2 separate regions of the Homo sapiens genome follow, and region 2 is linked to region 1. Evidence: chromatin loops called from intact Hi-C (ENCODE). Cell type or tissue: dorsolateral prefrontal cortex. All regions are shown on one strand. Links, peaks and the distances in the headings refer to the core of each region. The heading gives the core; the rest is flanking DNA.

Evidence for each region. A loop is a pair of places that touch in the nucleus more often than their neighbours do. Peaks named below come from ENCODE experiments on the same cell type or tissue, not always from the same donor. Only the 100,000 strongest peaks of a DNase experiment are listed, where the experiment ranks them.
Region 2: a loop joins it to region 1, with 4 times the contacts of the local background. A loop is called at or near these places in 12 of 110 quality-filtered maps.

The regions. Positions count from the first base shown.
Region 1 is chr17:28,960,561-28,976,080 of GRCh38, forward strand. SEZ6 (seizure related 6 homolog) reads right to left here. Exons shown (of 17, transcript NM_178860.5): 4 at 9,197-9,392; 5 at 3,402-3,587; 6 at 245-413; 7 at 1-111. All of the region lies in intron 1 of LOC105371716 (a long non-coding RNA gene), which reads left to right. Among named protein-coding and RNA genes, the nearest start is that of PHF12, 17 kb to the left of the region's middle. RefSeq lists enhancers at 7,067-7,156, 7,844-8,494, 11,388-12,265. In dorsolateral prefrontal cortex, for the core only: CTCF peaks have their summits at 5,221 (motif pointing right) and 5,423; DNase peaks (open chromatin) are centred at 5,261 and 7,341; H3K27ac peaks cover 606 bases.
Region 2 is chr17:29,080,765-29,096,284 of GRCh38, forward strand. It overlaps MYO18A (myosin XVIIIA), which reads right to left. Exons shown (of 42, transcript NM_078471.4): 29 at 14,172-14,295; 30 at 13,886-14,086; 31 at 13,216-13,326; 32 at 12,559-12,663; 33 at 12,091-12,237; 34 at 11,579-11,692; 35 at 10,046-10,162; 36 at 9,768-9,851; 37 at 9,197-9,334; 38 at 6,172-6,357; 39 at 5,674-5,813; 40 at 4,840-4,884; 41 at 1,552-1,674. Among named protein-coding and RNA genes, the nearest start is that of PIPOX, 45 kb to the left of the region's middle. RefSeq lists a silencer at 6,207-6,501. In dorsolateral prefrontal cortex, for the core only: a CTCF peak has its summit at 10,172; DNase peaks (open chromatin) are centred at 9,037 and 10,177; H3K4me3 peaks cover 866 bases; H3K27ac peaks cover 4,592 bases.

The DNA of each region.
Region 1 (15,520 bases), core at 424-8,423:
ACAAAGAAGTGTTTGCCAGAGCTGAGCAGGCCCTCAATGGGCAGGTATTCCACCTCATAGGAATCATACACTGGTGGGGCCTCCACGTTGTCCCCATTGCGAATGATGAGCCTGAACCAGGAGAGTGGCAGCTATGTAGGCTGGTGGCTGACCCAGATGGGGTGTGGCCCCAGGCTTGGGTAGCGTCCCTCCAGCAGGGTATTACCAGGCCAGGCACTCCCATTCCACTAGGACAGCCCCTCACCTGTCATCATCCTCTGCCAGGGAAACCTTCTCAAAGTGCAGGTGTAGCCGCTGGCCCTCAGGAGCCTCAAGCAGCCAGTGACAGGTGAGGTTGTTGCTGTAGTTGCCCGGGAAGCCTGGAGAGACGATGCGGCCGGTGGTGGCATTGCGGATCACTCCGCCGCAAGCAGCTGTTAAGACCAGGACAGGACGTAGGCTAGGCCCCTGCCTGAACCCAGGCAGCCTAACATGCCTTCCTCCCTATCCCAGCCCTATATCCTCTGCTTGGAGCAGCGGGGACCTTGCCTCCCTGCCATCTTGGCCCTCATCGTCCTGAAGGTCAACCTTTTAGCCCTGTGAACCTGCATCTCCAGGCAGCCTGAGCTCCAGAATCCTGCCGCCTAACCTTTCACACCCCTGGGACTGACCAGGGTAACTCTCTTGACTGTGGGTAGATGTATCACTGCCTGGTTGTGTGCCCAGGTAAGTCACTTTCCCTCTCTGCTGACTTCTCTAGAAGGCCGACTCTCCCTAGGTAGACTTTACTAAAGCCCTTACTGTGGGCTTCAACCTTCTTGGATACATCTGCTACTTCTACCTCATGCCACTTTCCTAAAATCAGTTGTTTGGGTATGTCCCTTAACTAGGACCCCCTGGAGCAGGAACCAGGTCTTTCCAGGCCAGGCACAGAGTTGGTGTTCAGCGTTGGTTGAATAAAATGAGTGAATGAATGTAAAAAGGGGTTAGCACTAGATCCGGGCGGCAAACACCTGATGTGCATGCCATCCGCCCCGGCCTCACTACCACTGCCGTTCCTGGGCTGACTGACCTTTCTAGTGCTGACCCTACTGGCTTGGGGCTGTCCTCTCTTTCTAAGGAGAGACTGAACAGTTTGCCTATGGCTATCTGTGAGGATTGCTGGGTTACTTGGCCACAAACTCCTGGCGGTTATGTGAGGCCAGAGAGGGGTCCTCAGGCAAGAGGAGTATGGCTGGTTCCAGGCAGTGCTTTCCTCTCCTGGACACATAGCTCTGACCTACCCAACTCTCAGAGACCAGGCTGCCATGACCAATACACAGGACCTTTGTCTCCAAATGCTCAAGGCAGCAGAATATTGTAACCTAGTAAAGCTCCTGGGGGGCTGGGGCAAGTTTCTTCTCTGCAGAAAGGACAGACCTGCCTCAGCTTGGTCTCAGAATGGAACTGCCCTTCAAATCTGATCATGCCCCATCCTTTGCTGAAAATTGCTTAGTGGCTCCCCATTACCCTCAGGATAGAGTTAAAGCTGAAAATGGTGTTCAAGCCCTTTATGAATCCACCTCTCTCTAGACTCAGCTTCAGTCCCCTCTCCCCGCATACCCTCTGCTTCAGGCACACTTCACTGTGTGCTCACTATCTTGTGCTATTTCATGCCTGCACATCTCTGCATATGCAGTTCCAGGAACCCACCCCACTTTCCCAAACTAATATTTCTGAAATCCTTCCATGCTGTCTCCTTGGGAAGCCTTGCTTGCCTCCTCTCTCATCTTGGAGTAGCTCTCCATCCCTTGGGCTCCTCCACCACTCTGCCTTTACTCCTATTGTAGCATCCTCTGCACTGAGCTGCTTGCCAGCCTCCCCGCTAGATCCTCGAGGGCTGAGAAAGCATCTGTGTTATTCAACTCTGGTTGTGCCTGGCACCCAGGAAGAATTTATAGAATGAAATAAGATTCATGGCTGGGTATGGTGGCTCAAGTCTGTAATCCCAGCACTTTGGGAGGCCGAGGCAGGTGGATCACCTGAGGTCAAGAGTTCGAGATCAGACTGGCCAACATGGTGAAACCCCATCTCTACTAAAAATACAAAAAAATTAGCTGGGTATGGTGGCATGCACCTGTAACCCCAGCTACTCTGGAGGGTGAGGCAGAAGAATCGCTTGAACCCGGGAGGTGGAGGTTGCAGTGAGCGGACATCGTGCCACTGCACTCCAGCCTGGGTGACAGAGGGAGACTCCATCTCAAAAAAAAAAAAAAAAAAAGATTCAAAAGCCTAAGCCCATACCCACTAAAAAGAAAAAGCCCGGCCAGGCACGGTGGCTCACGCCTGTAATCCCAGCACTTTGGGAGGCTGAGGTGGGTGGATCACGAGGTCAGGAGATCAAGACCATCTTGGCTAACATGGTGAAACCCCATCTCTACTAAAAATACAAAAAATTAGCTGGGAGTGGTGGCGGGCGCCTGTAGTCCCAGCTACTCGGGAGGCTGAGGCAGGAGAATGGCGTGAACCTGGGAGGCAGAGCTTGCAGTGAGCCGAGATAGCGCCACTGCAGTCTGGCCTGGGTGAAAGAGCGAGACTCCGTCTCGAAGAAAAAAAAAAAAAAAAAGCCCAAGTTGCTTTTCATACTGCAAACCAAACACTGAGTCTTCCTTTCTCCAACAAGCCCCTTTTCATTGGCAGCAATCCCAGACCTGATCACTCAGGACCAGACCTGGGAGTCCCCTTTCCCTTTTCCCAGTTCCCATCAGTTTCTGGAACTTCCCTCTGCTTCATTCCCCAAATCACAATCTAAGTTCAAACTGTCTTGCCTGGCTGGCCTCCCAGTCATCTCCTGAGGAATTCTAAGGCCCTCCCTTCTCATAAGCTTCAACAGCTCCTCAGCCTGTATCTTGCCCTGACACTCAAGGCCCTTCCATTGCCACATGTCTCAGGCTTCAGCCAAACCTGGCTGTCTTCTGTGTCCCTAAACACCCTCACCTGCCTGCCTCTATGTCCCTGCCCACGTTGTTCTCTCCATTTAAATGTCAAACCTGCAGTGCCTCCTCCCCTAGGAAGCCTCCTAAATGTCCAGCTAAGAATGATTGCGCCCTTGCCTCCCAGGTCACTTTATGTCTTTTCATTGGTGCTTTTTACTTCTTCCCCTGGAAATTGGTGACCTCTGTGCTTTCTCCTTTCTCCCTTTCCTGGAAATGTGGGTTCTTTGAGGGCAGAGTCCCTGTTTAATTCAGCTGTTTGTACCTGTGGTGCCTTCATCTGGTAGATGCTCAATAAGTGCAGGTTGGATGAATGCCACTGAGGTGCATGGCCATTTTCTGGCTTCCTTATGAAGAGCAAATGAAAGTGGCAGAGAGCAACAGAGAGCAGGGATGAGCCCCCACCTCACTTCTCTGCTCAGCACTGAGCCCTTTCCCCTGGGCACTCACCGATGCAGACGGGCTCCTTTGAATCCCAGAAGGGCTGGGTGGCATTGAGACAGGTGAGATGCCTGGCGCCCTTCAGCTGGTAGCCAGTGGCACAATGGAAGCGGGCACTACCCCCTGGGTGGAGGCTGGTGACAGTCACATCTCCATAAGCTGGACGACGGGGAAAGTGGCAGCTCAGGAGATAGGCTGCAAACAGAGAACGGGTGACACTGTGTATGTGTGCAGGGTGGGGGCGGGAGCTGGGCCATTGGTTGGGGGAGGTCTGCCTCAGTCTGCCTGGAGGTGTCATTTGGGGCCAGAGGAAGCACTAGGAGTTCCAAAACAACTCCAATCTCCTCCCTAGAAGGTTACCAGTGATATTTCCAGCAGCCTGGGCTGGTTAGTGGAGCAGACAGAGCTGGAAATTAGAAGGGTTAGGTTCTGGCTCAAGCTTTATGACACTTTAGGCAGGTTATTTAATCTTTGTGTGTGTGTTTCCTCATTTGTTAAATGAGGTTTAAAATCCTAGCCTACCTACAGGGTTACTGTGAGAAGAAATGATAGAGTATTTTATCTAGCTTGGTATCTCTGGTACCCAGCTGATATTATATCTTCAGGAAATGCTTATTGAATGACTCGTAGACATGAAAGCACTTGAAATAGTGAAAAACCTATACAGATGTAAAGTGTTGATACTGTTTTTCCTTTAGGGAATAAATATGAATTGCAGCAGCAAAGAGTGAAATCAGACAGTAAAGGCTTTCCCAGTATTCACTGAGAAATGCTAAAAAGCTTGATGCCAATGGCCATGGACTTCTTTTAAAACCAGAATGGTGGCCGGGCCGGTGTCTCATGCCTGTAATCCCAGCACTTTGGGAGGCCGAGGTGGGCGGATCACCTGAGGTCGGGAGTTCGAGACAAGCCTGACCAACATGGATAAACCCCGTCTCTACTAAAAATACAAAATTAGCCGGGCATGGTGGCGCATGCCTGTAATCCCAGCTACGGGGGAGGCTGAGGCAGGAGAATCGCTTGAACCCGGGAGGTGGAGGTTGTGGTGAGCTGAGATCACTCCATTGCATTCCTGCTTGGGCAACGAGAGCAAAACTCCATCTCAAAACAAACAAACAGCCGGGAGTGGTGGCTCATGCCTGTAATCCCAGCACTTTGGGAGGCCGAAGTGGGCGGATCACCTGAGGTCAGGAGGTCGAGACCAGCCTGGCCAACATGGAGAAACCCCATCTCTACTAAAAATACAAAAATCAGCCGGACGTGATGGCAGGCGCCTGTAATCCCAGCTACTCGGGAGGCTGAGGCAGGAGAATCGCTTGAACCCGGCAGGTGGAGGTTGCAGTGAGCCGAGATCGTGCCATTGCGCTCCAGCCTAGGGGACGAGAGCGAGACTTCATCTCAAAAAAACAAACTTACAAACAAACAAAATCCAGAATGGTGGTAGGCTGGGGCAAGGTGGGAGGATTGCTTGAGGCCAGGAGTTCAAGAGCAGCCTGGGCAACATAGTGAGGTCCCCATCTCTGTAAAAAATTTTTAAAAAATACCCAGGCATGGTGATGTGTACCTGTAGTCTTAGCTACTCAGGAGGCTGAAGTGGGATCGCTTGAGCCTAGGAGTTTAAGGCTGCAGTGAACTATGATTGCACCACTGCGCTCCAGCCTAGGTGACAGAGTGAGTCCCTGTTTCGAAAAACAACATCAAACAAACAAGAAAAAGATGGGGACGAGGGTAGGGAGGCAGTGCACTGCCTTCATGGAAGTTGGGGAAAGAACAAGTTGCCCTGGGAAAGCTGGTAGCTTTGGAATTGTCATACCAAATTTGACCAAATGGTGGCAGCAAATCCTACAAAACAATCTGGCATATCCCGATCCTGGGGTCAAGCTGGGGTGGTAGCTAAAAGGATCAACCCGGTGCAGTGGCTCACGCCTGTAATCCCAGCACTTTGGGAGGCTGAGGTGGACGGATGGCCTGAGGTCAAGAGTTCAAGACCAGCCTGGCCAACATGGCAAAACCCCATCTCTACTAATAAAATACAAAAATATTAGCTGGGCATGGTGGCAGGCGCCTGTTATCCCAGCTACTCGGGAGGCTGAGGCAGGAGAATCGCTTGGACCGGGGAGATGGAGGTTGCAGTGAGTCGATATCATGCCATTGCACTCCAGCCTGGGCGACAGAGTGAGACTCCATGTTCCAAAAAATAAAATAAATAAATAAAATAAAATAAAATAAAATAAAAGTGAAGATCCAGCTGGGCACGGTGGCTCACACCTGTAATCCCAGCACTTTGGGAGGCCGAGGCAGGTGGATAACAAAATCAGGAGTTCGAGACCAGCTAACATGGTAAAACCCCATCTCTACTAAAAATACAAAAAAAAAAAAAATGATCTGGGCATGGTGGCACGCGCCTGTAGTCCCAGTTACTTGGGAGGCTGAGGCAGGAGAATCGCTTGAACTCGGGAGGCAGAGGTTGCAGTGAGTGGAGATTGCGCTACTGCACTCCAGCCTGGGCGGCAGAGTGAGACTCTTTCTCAAAAAAAAGTGAAGATCCTGGCTTGCGTCTAAGAGGTGAGAGCAAAGGCCTGGAGGGGTCAAGGAGAGGCTGAGAGGCTTGTGCTACAGAGCCTGATAACCCTTGGGGTGGTAGGAAAAGTGAGGACTGTCTAGACTGAAGATCTTGGGTCTTGGGGTAGGGGGCAGCCCCACTGATGGTATCAGGTAAATGGGAGGAGAGGTCCATGCAAGGCCTCTGTTCCTGGGTGCCTTTGTGTGAATAGAAAAATGGGCCCTCTTTCTTCCCCCCCATTAAAAAGAAAAAGAAAAAGAAAAAGAGGCTGTCTCAGGGCAGACCAGGGTCCAGAAATTTGAGTTTTATGACTTTCACCTGTCCTGTTACTATGTCTGTGAAAGTGGGAGGAGAATTCCTCCTCTTCTGTCTCTCATGGGGCTCTGGAGAGAATGGTCGGTAAGTGGCTAGTTGTGCTTGGCAGGCAGTACAGGGCAGTGCTTAGCAGGTGGGCTGTGGGTCAGACTGCCTGGGTTTGAATGCAGGCTTCTTCCCTACGTGCTGTGCCACCGTGGGCAAGTTACCTAAATTCTCTGTGCCTCAGTTGCCTCATTTATCCACCCACTTTCAGTATTACATCCAAGGTTGTGGAGGTTAAGTGAGAAGACATATGTGCAGTTCCTGAACAAATGCCTAAGACATCAGCCTGCTGTTATTGTTTGTAATCTTGATTAATAATAGCACCTCACATCTACATGTACTTTCCAGATTCTAAAATGCCTTCACACTCTTCTTTCTTGATGTCTACAATATGCTTGGGAGAAAGGCAGGCAAGGTAGGGGCTATGAGCCCATTTTCAGATGAGAACAGGTTCAGAGAGACCCTGTGCCCTCATCACACAGCAAGGAAGTACTAGACCAGGAACTTGAAGCTCCTGGGCTCTGAAGCCTTCTTGCTTTCCACCACCACCCCACCTGCTTCCTCATTTGAAGTAGAAACTTGGGTTCAGGGGTCAGAGAAATCTGAGAGTAACAGACAAGCCTGCTCTGGGTGGTTGTCCAGGGCAGCCACTCACAGTGACCTGGGGAGAGGTCCCAGTCCAGGATGGGATGGAGAAAGGGGTGTGGGGCACCACACCCAGAGTGGAGGAGGTTAAGAGGTTAACTGACGCCTAGTGGGGTCTAGACCATGAGCCAGGCTCAGGCCCAGCATTTCCCCTTACATCTTCCCCTTTGAGTTCTTATCACCACTCTAGTAAGGGAGGGCCCTCGTTTCACAGATGAGGAAACTGGGCTGGAATGGGGTGGAACTGGGCTGGAACTGTAGGAGGCTGGGGGCAGACAATGAAGCCCCCAGACTCCATAGTAGTTAAAGTATCACTTCCCAGGATGAGCTTCCTCCTGTTGCCATGACAACCGTTCCCGGGGAGCCTGAACCACTGCAATCTGTTGAGTTATTTTCTCACTGGAGTCTGTTTCTGGAGCCAAGTCCAGTGCCAGGAATGCTGAGGATGCAGGAGGGGGATGTCTGTCAGGGCCGTCTGCCTCCCCACCCTGCCTGAGGCTGTGGGAGGGGAGTTGACTTGGTCTTGCGATAAGGCCCTTGTGAGGGCTCATCCTTGTGACCTCCAACATCAGCTTGGACAGCTCGAGCACAGGTGTGGGTACTAGGCCCCTCACCCCCTCTTCTGGCACCCTCTTTCTCTAGCCCACGGAGATTTGCGTGTGAGCACACGCTCCTCCTGTTCCCATCTCTGGGATCAGGGCTAATTACAGCCTATAATTAGGGGAATTACACTCATTAAGGCAAGAGCTGATCATTGACAAAAACTGGGCTGACGAGGGAGGGCTTCTGGGAGCTGAGAAGGAGGCAGGACCAGGCCAGCTCTTCCAGCCCTTCCTTGGAGGTTGCTCCCCCTTGCTGGGCCTCCAGCTCACTGCCATTCAGCCACCTTTGTCTGGCCCGACAGAGAGGAGGTCCGGAGTTTTGTGCAAAGGAATTTGCAGCAAGAGAGAAGGTTATCATGGCGTGAAATTATGCCTGCTGCCAGGGAGGATTGATGAGCCATTAGGGAGGCTAGCTGGGCCGCCTAGACGTTTCACCCTTGCCTCAGCTGGCCCCTTGCCTCTGCCAAGCCACTCTACAGCCCCATCCACTTCCAGGCTCCCTGCTGCTATGCCAGACTGCTCCAGTAGTTTGGGTGGAGGGGTGAGGGTAGGGTGAGTGCTCCTTAGGTGGGGTTCCAAGCAGCCCCATCTCCAGAGTGCTGGCTCTTCTGCCCGGCTGTGGTCCCCTGCAGGACTGCGGAAGTGGTCCATGACAATGCAAGACAATCCCTTGATTGTTCACACCAATTATTTCCGTATTAGTTCTCCCTAGTCTCAAATAGTTAACCCATGCAAAGGATCGAGCTGACTTTGTGCTCAGAGAGGGGGATGGGTAGGAGGGACACAGCTGAGACAGCGGCAAAGTCCTGAGCCCCTTTTCCTCCCTCTCCCATCCTGCCAGTCATGTAATACTGGTTTCCTTAATGAAGCATGTGCTAAGCACTTGACATGTACCATTTTGCTTAATCCTAACCATGACTTTGTGGGGTAGGTGTTTTGGTTTCATATTACAGCAGAAGGGTCAGAGAGGTCAAATGACTTGTCCAAGGTCAACAGCCAATGAGGAGATTCAAACACAGATCTGCCCATTGCCTGAGTCTGTGATTTTTTTTCATTACATCGTGCTGCTCCCTTATTTCCAGAGGTGTTCTGAGCTGATTGGGGCATGGGCCAGGTCAAGGTGGGTGAAGCAGTTCAGGAAGGGCAGTCTGGCAGCTAAGCAGATGGTCATTGTCAGATCCCTTTGACCTTCACCCTCTTGCATTTGGGGAGGGCTTCTATTGTTATTGCCTGTTTAAGTGTCTGCCTCCTCCTGAGAAAGAACTCCTTGAGGACAAGGACCTTGGTGCATCCTGACATTGCCAGTGTCCAGCACAAGCCTGGCAAAGAGCAGGTGCCTAGGAAAAGTTTGCTGAATGAATGAATGAGGGACAACGGGCACACCTAGAGGCTACCTGATCCTGAGTCAAGACCAGCTCTCTGCAGGGTGGTGGGTGGAAGAGAGAAGATCCTGGAGGTTTCAGATACGCGATACTTACCTCCAATTGTCCAGAGCTTCACTGGACATTTGTGCTATGTGTCACTAGCCCCTCTCTGCTCCTTCCCTCTAGGATGTAATTGCACAGAGACCCCCCTCCCCAGCAAGGAGGGCAGCGAGTCTGGGCTGGTTCCACCTTCAACTACCCAGGCCTTACCTTGGTAATGGAAATGGAAGGTGCCAGGGCCAGCCGGTGGCGGGAGGCTCTGGAACCTCAGGGCCGCTTGGTGGGTGGGGCTGCGGATGACTTGGCCCCGCAGCAGGAAAGACTGGTTGGCCAGGGGCAGTGGGTCAGGCCCCCCCAGGCCTTCCACAGTCACTGTCTCCCCTTCCCGGAGGCTGATATTCTGGACCTGTCAGTAGAGTAGAGAGAGAAAAGCAAAGTAGTCAGACTTCTTCCTGCTGCCTGGATCCTGCCGCCCTCAGGATCCTGCAGGCCCCGGGCAGATCAATCCTCAATGCTACTTGAGCATCGGAGCCCCCAGGCCCTGAGCTGGGCACTTCAGCAGTGCAGGAGTTGCTCATCTCAGTGTGAGACAGGACCGGAAGTTCAGAGATTAAGTAAATTATCCAAGGTCACATAGAGATTCTTAGCAGAACTGGGGTTTGTAAACACATCTTTCTGTCTCCAAGCTTTTCAGATACACCAGCTGCTTCCTGTCCTGCCCCTCCCTGGGCTCTGTTTTCTCATCTGTAAAGTAGGGATGGGGTAGGTGTATTGAACCAGATGGTGTCCGAGGCCCTGGTCAGCAGTATGAGGTCTTAAATATCAGATCCATGTGCCCAGCTTCCCCTGGACATCCCTGTTGGATGCTTCACACCCAGCCTGCCTCATGCTAGGTGACTGTCTTCCCCTAGCCAGCAGTTCCCCTGGGAATGATCTTGCTATCTCCCTGGGTGTCCAAATCAGAAACTGGCATCTTGCCTCCTCCCTCATACCTGGTCAGTCATTCAGTCCTGTCAACTGGATCTCAAATCTGTTCATTACTCTTCATCCCCACTGCCATTCCCCAGCTTATCGCCGTTACTGTGCACCTAGATCACCGCAGCAGCCTCCTGGCCAGCCTTCCTGCCTGTAGGGCTTAACCCACTCCTCCCTCTACAGCAGTATTTTCTGAACTATAGCCAGCTAACGGTCTTAGATCTGTTGCTGATCATGGTGCTTCCTTGTTTAAGTCCTCCAGTGGCTCCCCATTGAGTCTGTGAAGCCGATAATATGTAGTTCAAACTCTTTGCTTAGCCCTCAAGGCCCTGCCCAACTTGGCCCCTGCTGACTGTCAGCTGGGCCTTACACCATGCCCCTCCGCATGTCAATCGTGATTCTCTCTTTTTTCTGAGCCTCTTTCTCCGATCCTTTCCCCTGGCTGTCACAGTCTCCTCTGCTATCATGCTGATCTTCAGGCCCTCAGTCCCTTGAGCATCTTTCTGGGCTCCATGCCTCCATTCAGGCAAACAAGGATTGGACAACGACGGACTCTGCCCAGAGGGAAATTAGCAGCATGGCTTGATAGAAGGAACACTGGATTGATTGGGAGCCCAGAAATCTGGGACCTCATCCTAACCATGTGATCTTGGACAAATATGCTGCTATTTGAACTTCAGTTTCCTCATTTTATAAAACGAACTAGTGGAGTTCTTTGCTACTTAAAATGTGGTTCTTGGACCAGCATCAGCAGCCTCACCTGGGAACTTGTAAGAAATGCAGAATCTTGGCTGGGCGCTGTGGCTCACGCCTGTAATCCCAGCACTTTGGGAGGCCAAGGCAGGTGGATCACCTGAGGTCAGGATTTCAAGACCAGCCTGACCAACATGGAGAAACCCCGTCTCTACTAAAAATACAAAGATTAGCTGGGCGTGGTGGCACATGCCTGTAATCCCAGCTACTCAAGCAGCTGAGGCAGGAGAATCGCTTGAACCTGGGAGGCGGAGGTTGCGGTGAGCCGAGATCGCGCCATTGCACTCCAGCCTGGACAACAAAAGCGAAACTCCATTTCAAAACAAAAAAAAAAAGGAAATACAGAATCTCAGACCCACTAAAGCATACTCTGCATTTTAACAAGATCCTCGGGCAACTCAAAAGCACTGATCTACATGGGCTCAAGGTTCCTACCATGTTGCTCTGAAGCAGGGTTTCAAGGGTTGACCACCTGGGATGGTTAAGTGGCATCAGTGAGTCACCAAATCCTTCCCAGTCTTATTTCCCAAATACTCCAATGGGTTCCTCCTCTCTATCCTTTTGTTACTGTCCTGGCCCTAATTACCTCCTGCCCATTACTTTTCACTTGAGAATGGCTTTCTGTCTGTCTAACACTTCCCATCCCCAACTCATCTCCTGCTGATTTCAGATTGCCTGGAGGACAAGCTCCAAACTGCCCAGCTCACATTTGGTGCCAGTATCTCTGCGGCCCTCATTAACGTGCACTGCAGCCGCAGACCACCCCTCACTTCTGCCCCCTGGGCATCCACATATGGGACTCTGCGGGGGCAATATCTTCCCTTCTTCCCCTCCTGGTGAAGCTGGTCATCTTTTCAGATCTTAGGGCCGCATCGTCTGCCTCCCAGGCTAGGCCAGCAGTCCTTCTGTTTCAGACTCTCCCCACTGGCCCCTGCCCATCTTGCTGTTAAAGCCCAGGGTGGCATGTTGGGTCACAGTGCCCTCTTCACTGGCCAGTCTCAACAAAGACGTGTGGAAAGAGTAAATGTGTGGGCTGCTGGAGAGACATTCCCCATCAGATACCTGTGAGCTGAGAAGCATAGAGGATGCTGAGCCCAGCCAGGTCCAAGGATATGGCTGCTGCGAGGCTCAGGGCCCCTCAGACTGGGTGCTGAGAAGAGATGTGCCCTGGGGACTCCAGAAGGGGCAGCTGGGCAGGGAGAGGTCCCTACCCCTGCCTGAGAGGAAAGACCTGGTGGGTCTTTGGGCTGAAGAGAAGGCTCAAGGCAGGGTGCTGGAGGCCGAGGCGTCTCCTCTCTGTGAGAAACTCTCCACCCAGGCACGTTTGGGCGGAGGCTGCCTGACCATCTGCTGGGGACATTCCTCAGGGAATTCCTGCAGCAGGCGGAGGCTGGATGAGGTCCCTTCAAACTTGGAGATTCTGTGATTCTAGAGTTGGGAAAACAAGACTCACACACGTGGAATCTGTAATTATCGAGAGATGCCAGGCAGCATATAATTCCGCCTTAAGTGGCACTGAATGCAGGCAGCAGGAATCCTCGGGGGGAGAGCGAAGGGCTCAGAGGCTCAGGGAAAGTGCCTGAAGCAGGTGGGTCTCAGAGTGCCTTGAAGAGAGGAGCACTGGGAGAAGGAGGAAGGGAGGACGCTCACTACAGGGAAATTACCACGAAAGCAAAGGCAGAGAAGTATTACTAGAAATTAATTTGTATTTTCTTCCTAGTTCCCCATATACCTCTGGCTTGACCTCTAGCTTCTTTTTCCTGATCTTGCTGCTTTGGGACCAGAGAGAAGCTGTAGCGACAGAGTAACAACAGTTGCCATCATAGAGTGTGTCAAGCCTTGTATTGTACTAAGTGCTTTTCATCCTCACCGTGAATCTATAAGATAGGTGGTAAAATACCCACCAGTAACAGAGGCTCAGAGAAGCTAAGGAACTTGCAAAAGGTCACATAGGGGTTAAGCAGTCTTGCTTTGCTGAGACAAGGCAGCTCCCTATCCTCCCAACTTCATGGGGGCATCTTCTGTAGAAATAACATCTAGACATCTTTATTCCCAAGCTCAGCACCCCCAGGTTTAGCAAGGAGGTGGGTCTTGGCTTGGCCTGGCTTTTTTAAGATGTTGGGATTTGAGTTCCCACCAGCCACCCTTGCTCCTAGCAGTCTGTAAAGCTGGGAAAACTGAGACTGAGACCTCTGGCCCCCTCTGGTCCAGGGGAGGCATGGCCCTTTCAAGCTGGCCTGGCTCCCGGCCCAGTCTAGTGGTGAGGGTTGGGATGAGAGTGTGGAATGAAGTGGCTCCTATCCAGAAGGCTCCCTGTTCTCAACCAGAGGCTGTCTGTGCAGCTCTGGTCCCCTGGGTTTCAAGCACCCTCTTGTGGGTCTGCTGCAGTGGCTGGAATGTAATTTGTCACTTGTTTGAGGGCCAGGCTGACAGAGGCCAGACAGGGCTGGGTGTCGGACAGGAGGGGTGATGAAGTCTTGATGCAATTTGCAGGCATCTGTAGAGCCTGGGAGACAGATTGAAATGTCAGCTCTGTTCTTGAGGGCTGTCTTCCATACCCATAGCCAGTGACAGGAGGGGACCTGGGGGCCAGGCAGGGGGAAGACAAAAGCAGAGGGAGCTGAGGACAATTCCTCCAGGACCCTGGGCTGTCTAACACTGCCCTGCTTCCAGCAGACCATGGAGTCAGCTCAAGGAGGAAATACAGCCACTTTGAGAGGCTGGCCCTTTCCAGGATGGGAGGTGGGAAGGATTCAGGTTGTCTTCTGCCAACCTCTAGCTCAACAGCCTCATCTGCCCTGTCTGTCCCCATAGAAGCTGTCAGTCAGGCCTCCAGCACGTGCCCTAATGGCGTAACCCACAGACGAGATGGCACTACAGTTTTTGTACTCATTTGCACCAGTACAACCCGGCATAGGCAGATGAGCTCAAAGATGACTCTTGTGTGCGATCCCCACCCCCAGATGCTGGCTACAGGTCTCCTAGGCTCTCTTGGTCACCATCACCTGTGTGTACTCGGACACAGGCCCACTTACACGCACACAGCCCCCTCAAACGTGTCATGGCACGTGCACTTCCACCCCCTGGCAGAAAATAACCCACCAATCCAAACTCTCACACTATGCCTAGGCGCCACCACCACCCTATTCGCATGCCCTCACACACCCGTGCTCCCTCACAGCAACCATAGGATAATCACAATTTTCCCACAAGAACCTTCGCAGTTTTCACATCCATTATCTCTTCAGCTCTCATAAAGTCTCAATAAGGGAGGCAGGGCAGGCTGTTTTCCTGCACTTTATAGATAAGGGAACCTTGTAATCAGGGAAGTTGAGAGATCCTCTTTGGTCACACAGTGAGTCCAAGACAAAGCCAGGACTCGAGGCCAGGACTCATGATTCCTGGTCCAGTGTCCTGTCTTGTGTGCCTGGCAACCCCAGGCCCTCCCCAGAACTGGGAGAATTCCAAGTGGATGTCCTCCAGAATCAGGCAGGGCTGACTGGGAAAGGGCATCTGGGGCAGATCCTGACAGGTACCGGTCTCCGCCTGGGTCTCCCACTTTGGATTTGCCTTGTGCCACAGACAGGCCTATCTCCTGGGCCAAGGGAAGAACAGGGGCTTTTGAGTCTTGGATTGAATCCCGGCTCAATCACTGACCAGTTGAGGGGCCTTAGGCAAGTCATATGACCTCTCTGAGCCCCAGTTTTGCCTGTGAAATGGGGATAGTTTACCTACTTCATGGGTTTGTAAGGATTTGGTTAGATCCTGCCAGTAAGGGTTTTAGCACAGAGGGGCACAGCGCTAGCAGTCATCTTTCCATTTAATGGGGAGATGTGGGCCACACCCTGGTAAAACCTTGGCATTTGCAGCAGAAATGATAGCCGGCTATGAACTTACTTTGCCCTCAGGTCTGCCAGGGCTCTGCCTGGGAGGCATTGTACCTTGGAGCCACCCTCTCCCTGGCCCAGACTCTGCAGCTGCCAGGAAGCAAGCAGCAGAGCCAAGAACCTGAGGTGCCCCTGCTCAGTCAGGCCTATAAGGGAGCTTGCTGACCCCAGAGAAGGAGCCACACTCAAAGGGACTGGCTAGGAGAAGCCTGGTGCATCATCTGGTTCAATCTCCCTTTATAGAGAGGTAAACTGAGGCACAGAGAAGGCCAGGGGTTTAGCTCAGTCACAGAGAGGTGGGCTGCAGAGCCAACACTGAAACCCCAGTCTTACAAGACAGACTCTGTGCCCTTCTGAATTGGCACTTATCCAGAAAACCTTATGGGGTAAGATCTGTTTTAGGGATGAGGACAGTGGCCAAAATCCATGGGGCTAGACCTGACTGCACCCTGTCATCCCTCTTGGATAAGCCTGCCTAGAGCCAGGAAATATAAAGTTGTCCAGAAATTCCACCCAACTGACCCCCTACCCCATGCCCACATCAGGCCTGGTCCTGACACGGCTTAGAAGGGCAGGGTATTCTGGCTATCAAACTGTCAGCTGGCCTGGCATGGGCGAGCTGTGTGCCAACAGAGCCACCTGGGGCACGAGGGCAGGGACTGTGGGCAGCTGTGCCCAGGCTCCAGATGGTACAGAGAGCAGCCAAGCCAAGATGGAGGCTGGCAGTGGGAAGGCTCTTGGAATGCCAAGTGCAGAGAGAGGCAGGCGCCAGGCCCGGAAAGGCCTGGAGCCCTCAGGGGGAGACTGACTGCCTGGGGAGGGGCTGGGACCCACATGGGCTGTGAGGCTCATGCCCATCCATCCTGAAGGGGCTTCTCTGGACCTCTCAAGAAAGAGCCTAGCCCAATGCCTGATCCCC
Region 2 (15,520 bases), core at 6,765-14,764, 130 kb after region 1:
CGCACTCCTCCGGCTCCTCGGACTTCCTGCCTGGGCATGGCTCCTCCCTGGGGCCCACATGGGCCTTCCTAGGGGGCCTCTCAGGGGAGGCCGCCCGCTCGCTCAGGGAGGTGAAGAGCGAATCCGCGTCCCCGGTGCCCCCGATGGAGTCCTTTAGGGTGAGCCGCTTCCGATAGCTCAGGGAGCTCACCACCGAGGACGGCCTCTCCTCCACCCCCGGGGCCTCCTTAGAGAGGCTGTTGAGGGCCGTTCCGAGGGAGGATGCGAGAACCAGACGTGGATGAGGGCAGCAGGGAGAGAGGGAGGTTGAGAGAGAGAGAGGAACAAGTATTAAACTCAGAGAATAAAGACACAGGGGGAGGGAGGCGAAAGGAGGAGAAAACGGCAGCAGCCCTGGCAAAGTGGTGGTGAGAGCATCGGAGGAAATGAAGCAAAATAATTTGCGTCAGTGAAAATAGCTTCATGGAGAATGTCATGTAAATTAGACTATTGTTCTATTTCATCACTTTTCCCCCTCTAAACGTTTAGTTCAATTTATTTCATTGTCAACTACCTGGAGCCTCGTGCCATGCCGTGGTGAACCACGGCAGTGGGGCGGGGAAGCCGGCATTATCTGCAATAACAAAATGTTGTTTGGCCGAATAAATTAAACCAATTAGAGGGGGCTGCTGGGTGCTTCTGGTGAGGGGCCAGGCTTGGGGAAGGGGCCTTGGGGGAGCTGGAGAAGGGAGGGAGAGATGTTACTTTTTCTACCCAGTCTACCTGCTGTCTCTGGGAGAGGATGAGGAAGGGTGTGTCCTGGAGGATCAGGATGGGCTTGATCAGGGGGTTGGGATTCTATGTTGTGGGGGCAGCAGGGATATGGCTTTGTGGGGGGTGAGGGGGGAGCGAGGGCTCTTCTTTCTCCCTGCTGCCACACTGGCCAGTAGGAAAGAGATGGGCAAGGGGAAGCTCTGGATTCCAGGGGTAGCTGTCTGTATGATCAGAGGACTATGACTGGCTAGAAAACAGGGGAGTACATTCCCCCAGTGGATGGGTATTAGGAGGAAAGAAGTGGGGGCAGTGAAGAGATTAGAGGAAGGAGAGAATGGGCAGAAAAAGACAGAAATGTGCCTGTAACTGGGTCAAGAATCAGTGGAACTGGTGCCTCTTCTGCTGCTATTCACGGTAAGACGTCAGAGATCCAGAGCTGGCCAGGGCTGTGGGATTAAGAGTCCCCTGTGCCCCATCCCAGTTTTGATTCCAAGGGTCTGAACTATCAGGAAGCTTGATCAACATTTGTTGAATGAATAAGTGGAGGTGACATTTAACTTACATCAAACCAAAGCCTGGAGCCTAATGGGAAAACATTCCCTGGAAAAAATAAGGGCGACGCAGCCCTGGCTAAGAAGAAACTTCCTGTGCCCATGCACATGCCAGAAGCATGCCCGGGCCGCAGTCACAAATGCCAGACAAGAGACACAGGCCTGCCCTCATGGGATCCAGGCGCTACTTGTCCATTCCTTGTGGCACAAGGTGGCTTTTCCTCCCAGCTCAAGGCCATATGCTCACCTGGAACTCTTTAAGCTGCCATCATCAGAAGCTGCCTTGGAAGGTCCCTTGTTTTTTGACAACCAGGACTTGACCCCGTCAACACGGTCCTCCAGCTCCGAGTCCACATCAGAGTCTCCCTCACTGTAGGGATGAGGAGCAGAAAGGTAGACAAGGCATAGGCACCTGCTGCCCACGAGGGGAGCAGATGGGGGTGCAGGGGGTGTCTTGGGCAGGGGGGATGTGGGCAGCATGCACGTCGGTGAGTCGGGAGGGCGGGAATGAGAGAGGTTAGACAGAGCACACCATTCACAAGGAGCCTGTCCCCACTCAGCAGCCACACTGTGTGACAACCACCAAGAAGACCCTCAGGAGCATGGAGGCAGCTCCCAAGCCAGTTATCTGTGACAGGCCACTGACCAATCAAGGGAGAATGACTTAAAGACCATCCACTCATCAATTTCAGCTAAATGGCTCTGAGCTAAAAAGAGGAGCCCTGGGTTCTTCAGTGACTCCTTGAGGCCTACTCTGCTGTTTCTTGTCTGCCATTCCTCAGATTGTGGCTATAGCTGCTGTCAATTTCCATGCCTTTGTTACAAGAGCTGGGCTGCCAGCCACAGAGCAGAAGAGAAGGGCTTCGTAGGATTTGGAGTTAGCTTGAACCTGAAGGTCTCCTTAGTGGATGGCAGCACCAACCTGGGCTCTAGGTTAAGGAGGCCCAGGCCACATCCCAGATCCACCCTGTGGCTTCTCTGGCTCTTAAGAAACAGAGAAAGGAAAAGGGGCGGGGGGCGGGGGGCATCAGCATTTCCAGAGGGACTAGCAACAGTTTCAGTATCTAAATTGTCCCTGGAGACCCAGCTGGGCTCAGAAAGTCCCACACCAGAGCCCTGTCGCTCAAGGTCTCCTCTTCCGTCCTCAGGTAGCCCCCAGCCCTTGCTCACAGTGCTTCATCGGGCAGAGCTGACCTTAGCACTTGAAAGAAAGCCCAAAGGAGTCCAATTCTGAGGCTGGAGTCATGGCCACCCCCTCATGAAGCAGCTGGGCTTGGAGATAGCTTCTGAGTAAGATTGCTTCTAAAATTCTGCAGAATGTCTGCTCACCAAGTTGCCCTGCTATGGATAGGCTAGGGTTTCTCCTCGATATAAATTTCCTTTCCTCTGTGTCAAGAGGAATGGCTCCATTCCTGAATTATGTTCTTAAATAAACAGCCACACAGGCATGTGTGCGCGCGCGCGCACACACACACACACACACACACACACGAAACCAGCAGATTGTTCTGGGGACCATGCGAGAGCCCAACTCATAGAGAGGGGAATAAAGAGGCATGTTTTATGGGCTTCCATCAAATACAGAATTATAACAAAGACGAGGCTGGCTGATGCCCCGGGTAAACAGGAGTTTAGCAGACAACCTCGAAACTGCTAATGCAAGCCCTGTGCCCGTCCGAGCCTGGCAGATTTACTGTGGTGCATGGGCCCCATGGAACACCAATACCACCTGATTTATACACCTGTGCAAAAAACCTCCCTCTCTAGCTTCAGAGCCTGTAATTTATCACCACCGTTCATAACCATATTGATTGCCTTTAGAAAGGAGGTGCTGTATGCATCGCAAAATCTATGTCTACATGTTAAAAGCGTTTCCATATAAATCTCCCTTAATACCGTGCTGTTTACTGCTTTCATTAAGGTTATGGCAATAACAACTGTATCTCTAAGTAAATCGAAACATTATTTCTCTGCCTGCCTTACTGCGCTGGGCTCAATAACTTGGAGCTGGGGCCCAGAGCTGCTGAGGAAGGAGCCACACCACCTCTCTGCCATCAGCCGGAACCTGGTTAGAGCTGCACGTCCCCATGCGTCTATGTGAGCACACACCAGTGTGTGTGAGTGTGTGTGCATGCGTGGTGTACCTGTGTGTGTGCATGCCTGGCAGTGGTTTAGAATATGATCTTAAATGCGCATTTTATCAGCCCTTGAAGCTCTTGCCACACAAGGATGGCAGGGTTGAAACACACAGGGGACAGACAGTTGTGGGCCCAGAATATGAATTTTCCTCCTTACATACAGAACAGTGGATGGGTTGCAAAGCTGGCCTGCCTGCCCTCGCCTTCCCTTTAGTTGCAAGCATCTAGAAGATGTTCTTTTCCTTAAATAATCAGGCCCGTAAACAAACTCCAGGGGCAGGCAGGCTCAGAGGGCAGTTGAAATTTTAAATGGTTGGAATTAAACCTCACGTCAAATACAATTTATGTCCGGGCTCATGTGCTATTAGTTAACGGGGAGCCGAATCACGGGGGAACAAACAAACGGAGACAGAACGGCGGGGGATATTAATTGTGTGTGACAACCAGGCTCCAGCGGCCCTCTATCACTGTTACACACTATTACATTTATCATTAGCTCTCACTGAGTCCTGTGCGCTGCCACCAGCCCATCCTGGCCAGGGGAGGGGGTCCATCAGGCGAGAGAGAGTGGGGGAAGAAACCCAATGCCATGCTAAAAAAAAAAGACCTCTAAAAAACAACCCTGTCGAACTTGATGGAGGATCAGCCCGCTCTGCCTGAAGGCCTGCGCATCTGCATCCGCTGTCCAGCTCCCACCCAGAAAGCGGGAAAAGAGAGGGCTGGATTTCCTGGGCTTCCTGCCACCTGACAGTACCAGCACAAGCGCCCGCTGGGGCCTCCCTCTGCCCACGGTACCGCAGGGAGTAAAGTAAACACATCTGGCTGTGTTCCCTTCCCCCGCCACGGCAAGCAGCCCATGATTAGCTGCCTGAATGCTTTCTCCAAACAAGAAACTGGGAGATGCCCCTCACCTTCTACCCTTGTCTGCCAAGAGAAGGTAGTGGACCTTTAAAGATGAAACACGCCCGCTTCTTTCAGGCAGCTCAGGCTCCCAAGGAGCCCAAGGATGTGGACAGATCCAGCCCAAACAGACTTTTCCCCCCAGAGAAATAGGCCAGGGAGGTGGCCACACTTGGTTTTTGAGGGAGGAATGTGCTGGAGCTCAGGAAGGTAAACTTCTCAAATAGGCTGCGCTTTCCTTTCGGCAGGAGCCCCCCCATCCTGCCCACCAAGGGTGCACGGGCCAGCCCCAGCCTTCTGGGGAGCACACCTCATTGCCCGCTCCCTGCCTCCCCCGAGGATAGAGTCAGCATGTTAGCGTTAGAGACCAGTGAGGCGGGAGTGTGGGGAGGCTGTATCCACATGCTGCGTGCAGCGGCCCCAGGGTGGGAGCCAGTGTTAGGGGTGGTTAGACACCCGCGAGGACAGGCAGAGAGCACATGCGCTCCAGTCCTCACAGTTTATTCTTTCTTTTCTGATACTTTGTCACCATGTCCTGCAAACTGGAAATAGAAGGAAAATGGTGGGCAAGGGGTCCAGAGGAAACAGATGAAATCAATCGGCAACCCAAGGTGGACCCCTTAGCTGAAGACCTCTCTTCCCTCAGCAAGAGCCAGCTCTGGCTGGTTGAGACCAGGTAGTGGGATGCGTGATGGCACTGTCCTCAAAATCTGATGCGGGCTGCCCCTGGCACCTCTCCCCTGCCCCAAAGCAGCAGGGTCCCTGCGCTGCCCCAGACCTGCCTGCAGGATGGGCCCCAGCCCTAAGGTGGGAAGGGGGCAGATCTAGGGTCCACCTAGGGCAGCCCTGGGAGCTTCTCCATGGCCTGGTGCTACCCCGCACTGCTGGCCTTCCTTCCTCGTGACTGTCTCCTCAGCCTAAGACTACAAATCTCTTTCTCTCCAAACCATTCCCCGGGTGGGTTTTATGAGAAAATCTCTGGCATAGTAACAAGGCACCACAGCCTTTAAATCTCTGCTCTCCCCAGAGTGGGGCAGGTGCCATCGGAAATGCAGCTAAACGGGAGAATAACTCATCTTGAGCGGGCAGAGCTGGAGGGCCTGGTCGTGGAGAGGGGAGACTGGCTGGGTGGCCTCCATCAGGGTGCACCTGTCTCACCGTCTGCCCCTGCAGGACAGGCTGTGCTGGGATCTGGCAGTAAAGGGAGGGTGGGTTGGCGGCTTGCTCATGGGGAGGCAGAGGTTGCAACTGTTCTACCTGGTCGTCTGGTTCCAGAGGTGGTCAAGAGGGCCTCCGTGCTAGCTGCAGATGCCCCAGAGGCCACTTCTCACCTGTTGATGAGGTCCTCATTCTCATCACTCTCCATCTCATCCTCAATGGCAGCCTGCAGGTCCCCGATGCGCTTGAATGCCAACTTTAGGTCAGCCTGCAGGCTCTGGTTAGCAGCCTCCAGGCTTTCTAGATCCATCTCCTAGGAGGAAGGGGGCAGCCCAGTTTGCAGGAGGGCTAGCTTCTCCCCTAGATGGCCAGAAGAAGCCTGCTTCAAGTACTTTCCGGTCATGGGGGTGCTACCTGAGGGCTGACACAGGCTGCCAGAGCCTTTTCCGCTCTGTTGCTGCTGGGCTGTGGGGTCCAAGCCTCATCTGAGGGAGTCTCCAGTGCCGCTAGCTTCCTGGCCTGCCCTCTTGATATGCTCCTCCTCCCTCCCATTCTCTGACTCATGTGCAGTTTCTTTGCACCCTATCCTCAACCAGGCCAGAGTGAGGCATACACTCAGCAGCTACTCAAGGGGCTGCCATGTGGGCCCCGTGGGGGACAGGGGGCATTACCAGTTCGTGCTTCTTGCGGCTCGCCTCGGCCTCCTTCCTGGCAAGCTCGCCCATCTCCTCCTTGGTGTCCCGGAGCTGCCTCTGTAGCCGCTTGTTCTGTTCCTTCTCCCGGTTCTCGGCTGCAATGCGCTGATCCCGCTCCTCAGTCAGCTTCTCCATGTTTTCCTTGAGACGGCTAGCCAGGCTCTGGATAGGTAGGTGGGGAAGAAAGACACAGCAGGCAGGCCCATCAGCCAGGCAGAGGGAGGGTGTGGCAGAGCTCTGGGTGAGGAGGCCTGGGGTCGAGCTCTGGCTCCACCGTTCATTGGCTACCTGGGCAAGCAACCCCGAAGCTTCCCTTGCTTTTCTGTAAAATGTGGGGAGAATAACACCTAACCCCCAGGGGTCTTCTGAGGATGAATAAGGTAATGAATGTGAATGCACTCTGAAAGATGAAAGGTGCTATTATCATTATTACTACACCAAGACTGAGGGAGTGTTCTGGGTACAGCCTGGTGGGCCTGTCGGTATTGACACTGCATGTAGAGTCCTCTCAGGTCAGCAGGGCTTCCCGCAGGGACTCTGAACCCAGAAGCCCCAAAAGCTAGATCCTGTGCTCAGAGGTAAATGGCTTTGCTGGAGTTCTGAATTAGGAGAGACTAAACAATCATCAGATTCCAAGCAGAGAGCATCTCTCTAAGCCTAATGAATCTCCTGCCAGGCAGTGGGATGCTGAGCAAAAAATGACCTGGAGAGAGGGGCTGAATGTGAGGGAAGAACCCCGCATCTGCTTGTAATCCTGGTTCTACCTCGGACTGGTCCCCCAGCCTCTATATCCCTAAAATAAAAGAGCCAGGCTGCAGGATTGGGCCGTTTGTGTTTAACATCCTATGAGTCTAAACCACAAAACTCTCTGAGCGGAAGGGAACCTGAGGGGTAGAGGTGCGGGAAGGGACTAGGCCCAAGAGAAAAGGAGACAAGTCCTGTGGGCCTGTCCTGTGTCCACCAGACCAATGGCCTCTTCTGTCCCTTGATAGCTTTGTGACCTTAGGCAACCCACTTAACCCTTCCTGTATGTAAAATGGGGATCAAAATATTATCAGCCAGCCTGGGGTTGGGGTGGGCAGAAAATAAATTCTTTTTTTTTTTTTTTTTTTTTGAGACGGAGTGTCGCTGTCGCCCAGGCTGGAGTGCAGTGGCGCGATCTCCGCTCACTGCAGGCTCCGCCCCCCGGGGTTCACGCCATTCTCCTGCCTCAGCCTCCGGAGTAGCTGGGACTACAGGCGCCCGCCACCACGCCCGGCTAATGTTTTGTATTTTTAGTAGAGACAGGGTTTCACCGTGTTAGCCAGGATGGTCTCGATCTCCTGACCTCGTGATCCGCCCACCTTGGCCTCCAAAAGTGCTGGGATTACAGGCATGAGCCACCGCGCCCAGCCGAAAATAAGTTCTTAAGTTTCCCCTAACTCTCTCCAGCTCTCCTGAGAACTGTGACCCCGCCTTGGAAGGGTCAGTTGTGCTCTCTTCCTGTGTCCAGGTTATTAATGCCATCTAGATGCCCACCTGTTTCTATCCCTACCTAAATGCCTGCTCCATGGACTGTGAGCTGATGGAGGAGGTGACAGGGCTGCCCCTCACCAACCACACTCATCAACACAGGGCCCAGGGAGAACCGACGGTGTGGAGACAAAGGCTTATAAACTCAAGGAGAACTTAAAAATAAGGTGAGAGGGATGTAAACCCAGGAGATAATCCTTTCTGCCTCTCTCTTGCTATCTGCTCTGCCAGAGATGGAAGGGGCTGGCCAATACTGGCTTTGGGAGACCGAAAGAAAAAGGATTGGTCCAGCATGGTGGCTCATGCCTGTAATCCCAACACTTTGGGAAGCTGAGGCAGGCGGATTGCTTGAGCCCAGAAGTTCAAGACCAGTCTGAGCAACAAGGCAAAACCCTGTCTCTGCAAAAAATACAAAAATTAGCCAGGCATGGTGGCACATGCCTGTGGTCCCAGCTACACAGGAGGCTGAGGCAGGAGGATGGGAGGATTGCTTGAGCCCAGGAGGTCAAGGCTACAGTGAGCCATGATTGCGTCACTGCACTACAGCCTGGGCAACAGAGCGAGACCCTATCTCAAAAAAAAAAAAAAAGGGGAAGAAGAGAGAATGAACCTTATAATAAAGGGAGAGGAGAATGGGATGGGAAGAGGGTAAGAAAGAGAAATAAGATTGGAGAGAGGAAAAAATATAAAATATTTCATGCCTGTAATCCCAGCACTTTGGGAGGCCGAGGCGGGCAGATCATGAGGTCAGGAGATCAAGACCATCCTGGCCAACATGGTGAAACCCCCTCTCTACTAAAATACAATTTAAAAAAAGCACGTGCCTGTAGTCCCATCTACTCGGGAGGCTGAGGCAGGGGAATCGCTTGAACCCGGGAGGTGGAGGTTGCAGTGAGCCGAGATCGTACCACTGCACTCAAGCCTGGCGACAGAGTGAGACTCTGTCTCAAAAAAAAAAAAAAAAAAAAAAAAAAATGAAGGGAGAAGAAAGAATAGGATCATAATCAAGAAAAAGGGAGAGAGAAAAAAAAAAGCAGAGACAGGAGGGCAGAAGAAGTGAGGAAGAAAGGGAATGAAGCAGGGAAGGGGAGAGGAGCAGAGCGAGGGCAGATGAGAGAACAGATTCCAGCCTGCGCAGAAGTGGCACCATCCGCTGCATATTTATGACCCTGCCAGAGAACCGGTTGAGGGGAACAGGCGGGGGGAGCTCGTGGTGGAGGAAAATATGAAGACGAAGAGCTAAGCTGCTCTGGTCCCTTGGCAGAAAGCAAGCACGGAAACAGAATGTAAAGCAGGCGGGCTCCACGGTAGCCAGAGAGCAGGCCAGGCAGGGCGGGAGAGAAGCACCTGCCCGTCAGCTGGCCTGGCAGTGAGGCACAGGCCTCTGAGGACTGTCCGGGGGCCTGTCCAGCCCTGCTGAGCATGCGCGGCTCCAGCGCTGGGGCAGCTCTGCCCTGTTTGGTGTGGCCCGGGAGAAGTGTGAACCCACCTCCAGCCGTTTCACTTGCGTCCTTTCAAACTCCAGGCGTGTCTCCAGCTCCCGTATCTTAGCTTCCTGCCTGCTCACCAGGGACTTGTCCACCATGGACTGCTCCAGGAACTCCACCTGGCTCTGGAGGGCTTGTAGCTAGAGGTGGGGGACAGGAAGAGAAGAAAGAACTGAGCCCAGAAAGGGAGGAGACTGCGTCTGGGGCAGGCAATATCACCACAGTGACCAGAAGGCAAGGGGAGGGAGGGATGCACCTGGGAGGAAAGAGAATGGAGCCCTGGGCCAGAGGCCTCCCCCATCTGCCCCAGTGCTTGGCACAGAGATTGCCCTTCAGAGAGAAAGGAGAAAGCTAAGGATCGGAGAGGGAATACAGATGGGAAATGAGGCAGGGGAAGCCCAAATGTCTGTTATGGTGACATGGCTCCAAGCCTAGCTCTTGCTCCTCATTTACGCTGCTCTGTGGATTACTGATGGCAGAGAAAAGCGCCTTCTAAACTGTGAACTTGGGGGTTCCTCCCACACCTAGTGACCCTGGCACTCTCTCTCTCCTGAGGGAGCCCCTGGTCCTCACCTTCTCCTGCAGCTCCTGCTTCTCTTTGTTGGCTTCTTCTAGCTGAGCTTGGAGATCATTTATCTGAGCCAGGTCCCGGGAAGCCTGGGAAAGGAATGAGAGCATCAGAAGCAGGATCCCCCATAAGCATTCAACCAGCCCAGCCCAGCTGGAACACCAGGGGACCGAGGTTCCCACTCCATCACCTCCCAAAACAAGCGGTTGTGCGGGGGACCCATGAGGAGGACCACAAGGATGGTGACGGTGCAGAGTGTGACGGGCACTCCTGGCAGGGGTACCTGAGCCACGGCAGCCTTGTGCTTCTTCATCAATTCGTTCATGTCTTCCTGATCTTCCTCCAGCCGGTTCTGGATCTCATTCTTCTCACGCTGAAGGCGGCTCAGCTGCTCCTCCAGCTGGAGAGAGGCAAAGACAGATCAGAGGGCCTCAGGCCCAGTGTGCCTGTGGGCTCCAGCTGCCTCCAATGGCAGGGGCATTGTAGAGAAGATGATAATGGGCTGAGCCTGCCTGCTGGGGTGGGTCCCAGGACTAGTGATGCTCAAGGAGCTGCCTGTCCCGCTCTGGACCAGGGAGATGAGGGAAAGGGCTGTGTGCAGTACAGGCAGACCCTGGGCCTCTGAGCTGAATGACAGCTGCTTCCTGGCAGCTCCTTTGAGGCTAATGAGAAGGCAGAAAAGGTCTGCCCAGAACAAATGACCCATCATCCTGGCACTATCAGTCCAGGCCCTGGCCTGCGTGCACTCTGCCCCCTTCAGGCCCCAGGGAAGGACCCCTCAAGTCTGCGAAGGTCTCCTGGCTTAGACTCTCATTTTCCCTGGGACTGCCCACTCCCTGGGCATCCAGCCCCGACAGCCAGTCCCCTCCTTGGGGGAGGGGAAGAGAGATCCAACAGCAGCTTCAGGAAATGAATGAATCTATTAGCCTGTAATTCCAAACCAAAATGACTGTGTTGGCTCCTTCTCTGCCCCATCCATCTTGTTACTGGGCTGTGGGGAGCTGGGGAAGCCTCCGCCAAGAAATTTATTAACTCAGATTTAAATAAAATGGTAATTTTATAACAACCTTTTTTAACACAATTAAGGAATTTGAATTACTCACCTGAGAACTGCTGAGGAGCACAAATGTCATGGGGATAAATCAAGCCCGTGAGATTGGCATCTCTCAGCAGCTAGGTGACTAGCTCAGGGGCCATGAAGCCACCAGCCCAGCCCAGCCTCCTCCCCTGCCCCATTCCCTGCCCAAGGGGCCTGCCCACTGGGGTGGGTCCCAGGACCAGTGATGCTCAAGGAGCTGCCTGTACTGGCCGCATCCCAGTAATGAATTCTCTGCCGATGGATGGGCCGTGGGAGAGGTGGGAAATTAAAAGGGAGGCATTAAATAAGAGCTCTAATTAGCTGCCGCTTGGGCTTGTCAGTGGGCTGGGCAGGGGGAAGGGGAAGGAAGCCAAGCCATCCTGTCCTCTTATCTGTGCTTCTGCTAATCTCTAGGCACCTGTTTACATCCCTCAGCCACATTAGCTGCCTTTATTTATGGTGTTGGGGCCTGCGGCCAAGCTCCCGTAGGCAGGTGGTTAAACAGGGAGATGGGCCCTTGCTGGCTCCCTCTTCTGCCCGCTCCTCCCCGAGGCCTCTGCTCAGTGTGGAGAGACGCAGAGGAGGGGAGGCCCGCTCTTCCTGCAGCAAGTCCTGGCGTGAAAGGACCTGTCACAAGTCCTGACGTGGAGGGACCTGTCTAGGGTGAAGGGAGCCACAGAGGCAGCTCTATTCTGCCTCAGCCCCCCGAGCTCTGCCCCGGGCACCTTGGCCCCTCACCGCTGTCTTGGCTTTGGCGATGTCATCAATCTGCAGGTGCAGGTCTTCGATCTCCACCTCCATTGCTTTCCGTGCTTTCACGGCTGCCGCACAGGTGAACTCTGACTCCTCCAGCTGGACACAGACCACCCCCGCCCCAGGGAGAGATGTCAGCCATTCCTTGGGGGCAGGAGGGCTGTACAGGAAAGAGGGAGCTCGGATGCCCTCCTTCTCCTCCTCCATTCACTTCAGACCCCAGGGCCATGGCTGTGTGGTGGTGCACGCGTGGGGATCTCCTCCCGTGACATGGCTGGTGGGCACCAGGCCCCATCCACACCATCCCAGGCTGGGCGGTGAGACAGTAAGGCACACGCAGAGCCTGGGGAGTCTAGCTGCTACACGTGGCTCTCCCCTCTTTCCTGTCACTTTCCTTCCCAAGGACTCAAGAACCACTGAGAGGAGCGAGAGAGAGAAAGAGAATGGAAAGGTAAGCTCTGTTGTGCCTGGATCAGCCGTGTGCTCTCTGTGGATACCTGGTTCTTGAGCTGGGCAATCTCTCGCTTGCTGGGAGCACTGTTCTTCAGGTGGTCCAGCATGAGCTGGGCATCTGCCAGCAGGGCCTTGGTGCGCTTCAGGTCCTTCCGCAGCCGCTTCTCTGACTCAAAGTCCCGCCGGTTCACCTGGGTGGGCACCAGCAGTTGGGGTTCTGGGCTCTGCACAGGGCTTCCTCCTATCTTCCCCAAGCTCCCTCCTCACCACGTCCTCATTATCAGTGTCCCCATAAGGATGCTGGAAGAGCCAGGGTCATGCCAACCAGCGATAAAGGGCTGGGTGTGCCAATGTATGGTGATGCCCCCATCCCACAAGGGATGACGATGGGCTCTTTGCAGCACCCCCACCCCCGACAGCTCTGTTCGTGGCTCCCCATCCCTAGGATCCCCACTCCTCAGGCCGCATGGGCAGGGAGCCGGCCAGGCTTGGTGGGTGGAGCATCCCCTGACCTGGTCGCTGAGGGTGGCGAGCTTGCCCTCCAGCTCCCGCTTCTCTCGCAGAACCTTCTGCTTGTCCTCATACTCTTCCTCTAGCTGCACCTCCATCTGTTTTAACTGGAGTACCATGGGGACAGAGACCCGTCCGTCCCTTTAGTGCCTGGTGCGAAGCAGGCCCCTTCCATTCTGGGTTCCCCACTCCAGGAAAACAGTGGGGCAGGCCTGAGCACAATGATGTTGGTGGAGGGGTCAGAACCTAAATTCCAGGTTTCTAGGGTTTCAAAGCAGCCTGGGAGGGTGAGGAGGGATGGCAGGCCACATGCGGTGGCTAGCCAAGACAGAGTAGGAGAGACCTTGCCGCATGGTGGAGACCTGCCCGGCCAGGCTGGCTGACTGCAGGCAGCACCAGTGCAGCGCAGCACAGCAGGGGCACAGGGGGCTGCCCCTGGCACAGAAAGCAGGGAGCGATAGTTCCTCAGGGGCCCAAGCTTCTCTACAGACTCTGAGCCAATACATCCTGCCAATGCTAGGATCCCGAGAGGCGCTTCCTGGCCCAGAATGACAATGGAAGACGATGTGGCTGAGGTAGGGAGGTGGAAAGCCCCTTACTTTAAAGCGGTGATGGGAACAGGTGTTTACGCTGGACAGGTAAGTACTCAGATACCTTACCTTCTTCTGACACGACTGCCGGGCCTCCTCCACCTCCTCATCCCGACTCTCCATCTCCTTAGAATGGGTCTGTCTCATCCGCTCCATCTCCATCTCCAGACGCAGCTTGGCCTGGAGGTGGTTGGAGTAGGGTCTGGGTTCCCTCCCCAGCTGTGGCCACCCCCTTCCCACCTGTGCATGGCTCTCCCTAGGCTCAGGGGCCGAGAACGTCCACCAGCCAGTTCCCTTTGCTGGCACCTTGCTCCCGTGGCAGCAGCTTCTCCAGAGCAGCTGAACTCCCTTACTAGAGGTCTGGCATAGGCCCACAGAGAGGCAGCTGGGGTGGGGACAGTCCTGCAGCTTCTCCGTCTGCCTGCAGGCTCTAGCTCCCTGAACTGACTTGGTGGCTGGGTAGCAGGCTGGGTGGGCCTGTGGCCCTCAGCTGCCATGCATCCTGAGCCCCTCCCTACTAGAGCTCCATCAGATTTGTTTTTGTGGAAAGTTCCACGAGCGCGTCTTCACACTGTGGCTGGCACAGATCAGGTGCTCACTCCACATTTTGTGAGTAGGTGAGTGAGTGAATACGCGAATGAATGGAGGCAGGATCCTCTGGCCCATGCCTGAGGCTGGCTGTGGGGATGGTGGCGGCCTCGCTGCACCTCACCTCTCCCTTGGCCAAGCCCTCCTGTACCTGTTCCAGCATCTGGATGGTCCCTGCCTGCTCATCCAGCTCTTCTTCCTGATCCTTGACTTTGGCCTCCAGGTCCCGGAGCTGTTTCTTGACCTTGGCCAGAGAAGCCTCATCCTTGGACTCTTGGGAAGAAATGTCCTGGAGCTCTGCCTCTAGAGACACAACCTTCTGGGTGAACCCTGCAATGTCCATGTCTTTTTCCTGGAGCAAAAGAGATGAGGCTGGTGCAGGGCTGACCCCAGGTTGTGAGGGGGACAGGGCACAGATGGTGGGTGGCCCTACCCACCTCTAGTTGCTGCTTCAGGCTGAAAGCCTCAGCGAGGAGCATGTCCTTCTCCCGCTGCAGCTTCTCCCGCTGCAGCTTCTCCCGCTGGGCCTCCTCATGCGCCTGCGAGAGCTCACTGTCAAACCTGCGAGGGAGTGTGGCGGCTCCATCAGATGGGGAAGAGCCAGGGTCCCCCACACAGACACTGTCAGGAGGTGGTGCCATGGACAGGACTCAAGCAGGGGTGGGGGGACCCATGCAGCCCTAACGTGGGGCCAGTTGTAAGGTAGCGGTGACATTTAGAGGTGGCAGGTCAGGCCACTGAGGCCCTATTGAGCAACTGGGTTGGGATAGGGAGCACTCAGGTGAGCCCTTTCACCAAGTAGGCCTAAGAGGGACCCACAGACTGCTTAACAGGCCCCCTCAGGAGTTAAGTCTCTACATTTTCCATTTCAACACATCAAAGAATGAGGGACCCAGGTGAGGGTGGGGTGGGAAAAGGATAGAGATGAGCACCCTGCTTCCACTAACTCACTTTCCACAGTTTGGTTCGACAACTGTAAGGGCAATAGCTAGCTCCTTGCCCCTGCCTCTGGGCACCAGCCTTTGGCCAGGACCACGCACCCCAGCAGTGCCGGCAGGACACCACCCGGACACCCCATACTGGGTTCAGAGCTGGCATTCCCACTGTGCCCAGCTGGCCACATGCCTCAATGGGCACACAGGGGGCCTCGTTCTTCACTCCTCCACTTGCCAGCCTTCCATTTCCCACTAAATATGGAGCAAATTGCTCAAATTCCTCTTAACACCTTCCCTGAATAGCTAATCAGGTTCCTGTGGAAGTTGAATGCTCCCCTTACCCCAACTCCACATCAAAAAAAGTAAGAAAACTCCGGGCAGCTGAAACCTAATAAGTTGCCCAGCGGGGAGCAGGGCAGCACAGTAACTAGGCCGAGCTGGCAATGTCATCGGGTGCTCAGAAGGGGGGTCGAGCTAAGGGTGCCAGCCTTTGGGTAAAGGGGTAGGGTGGGGGCAGAGATGAGAATGAGGGAAGTGGTGGTCATGGTGTCAGGTGGGAGGAATAGAAAACCTTCCTATTTTCCCCAGCTGGGGAGATGGTGGTTGGTCCAGGAGGCCGGGGGTAACCCAGGGTCACTGGAAAGGTTCTGTTCTGCCATCCTCACTCCCAGTGTTGTGGGTGTGGGGATACCCCTTCACAAAGGCAACCAGTGCCTCTGCTGAGAAGCCCTTCCCCTGCAGAGGAGAAATGGGCACTGTTCCCGCTCCCCAGGGCGCCCTGCTGTTCCTAGGGTGTGTGGGTTCCTCAGTACTGCTAATGAAGACGTCCCATCCTCATTCCCAGCCCCGGA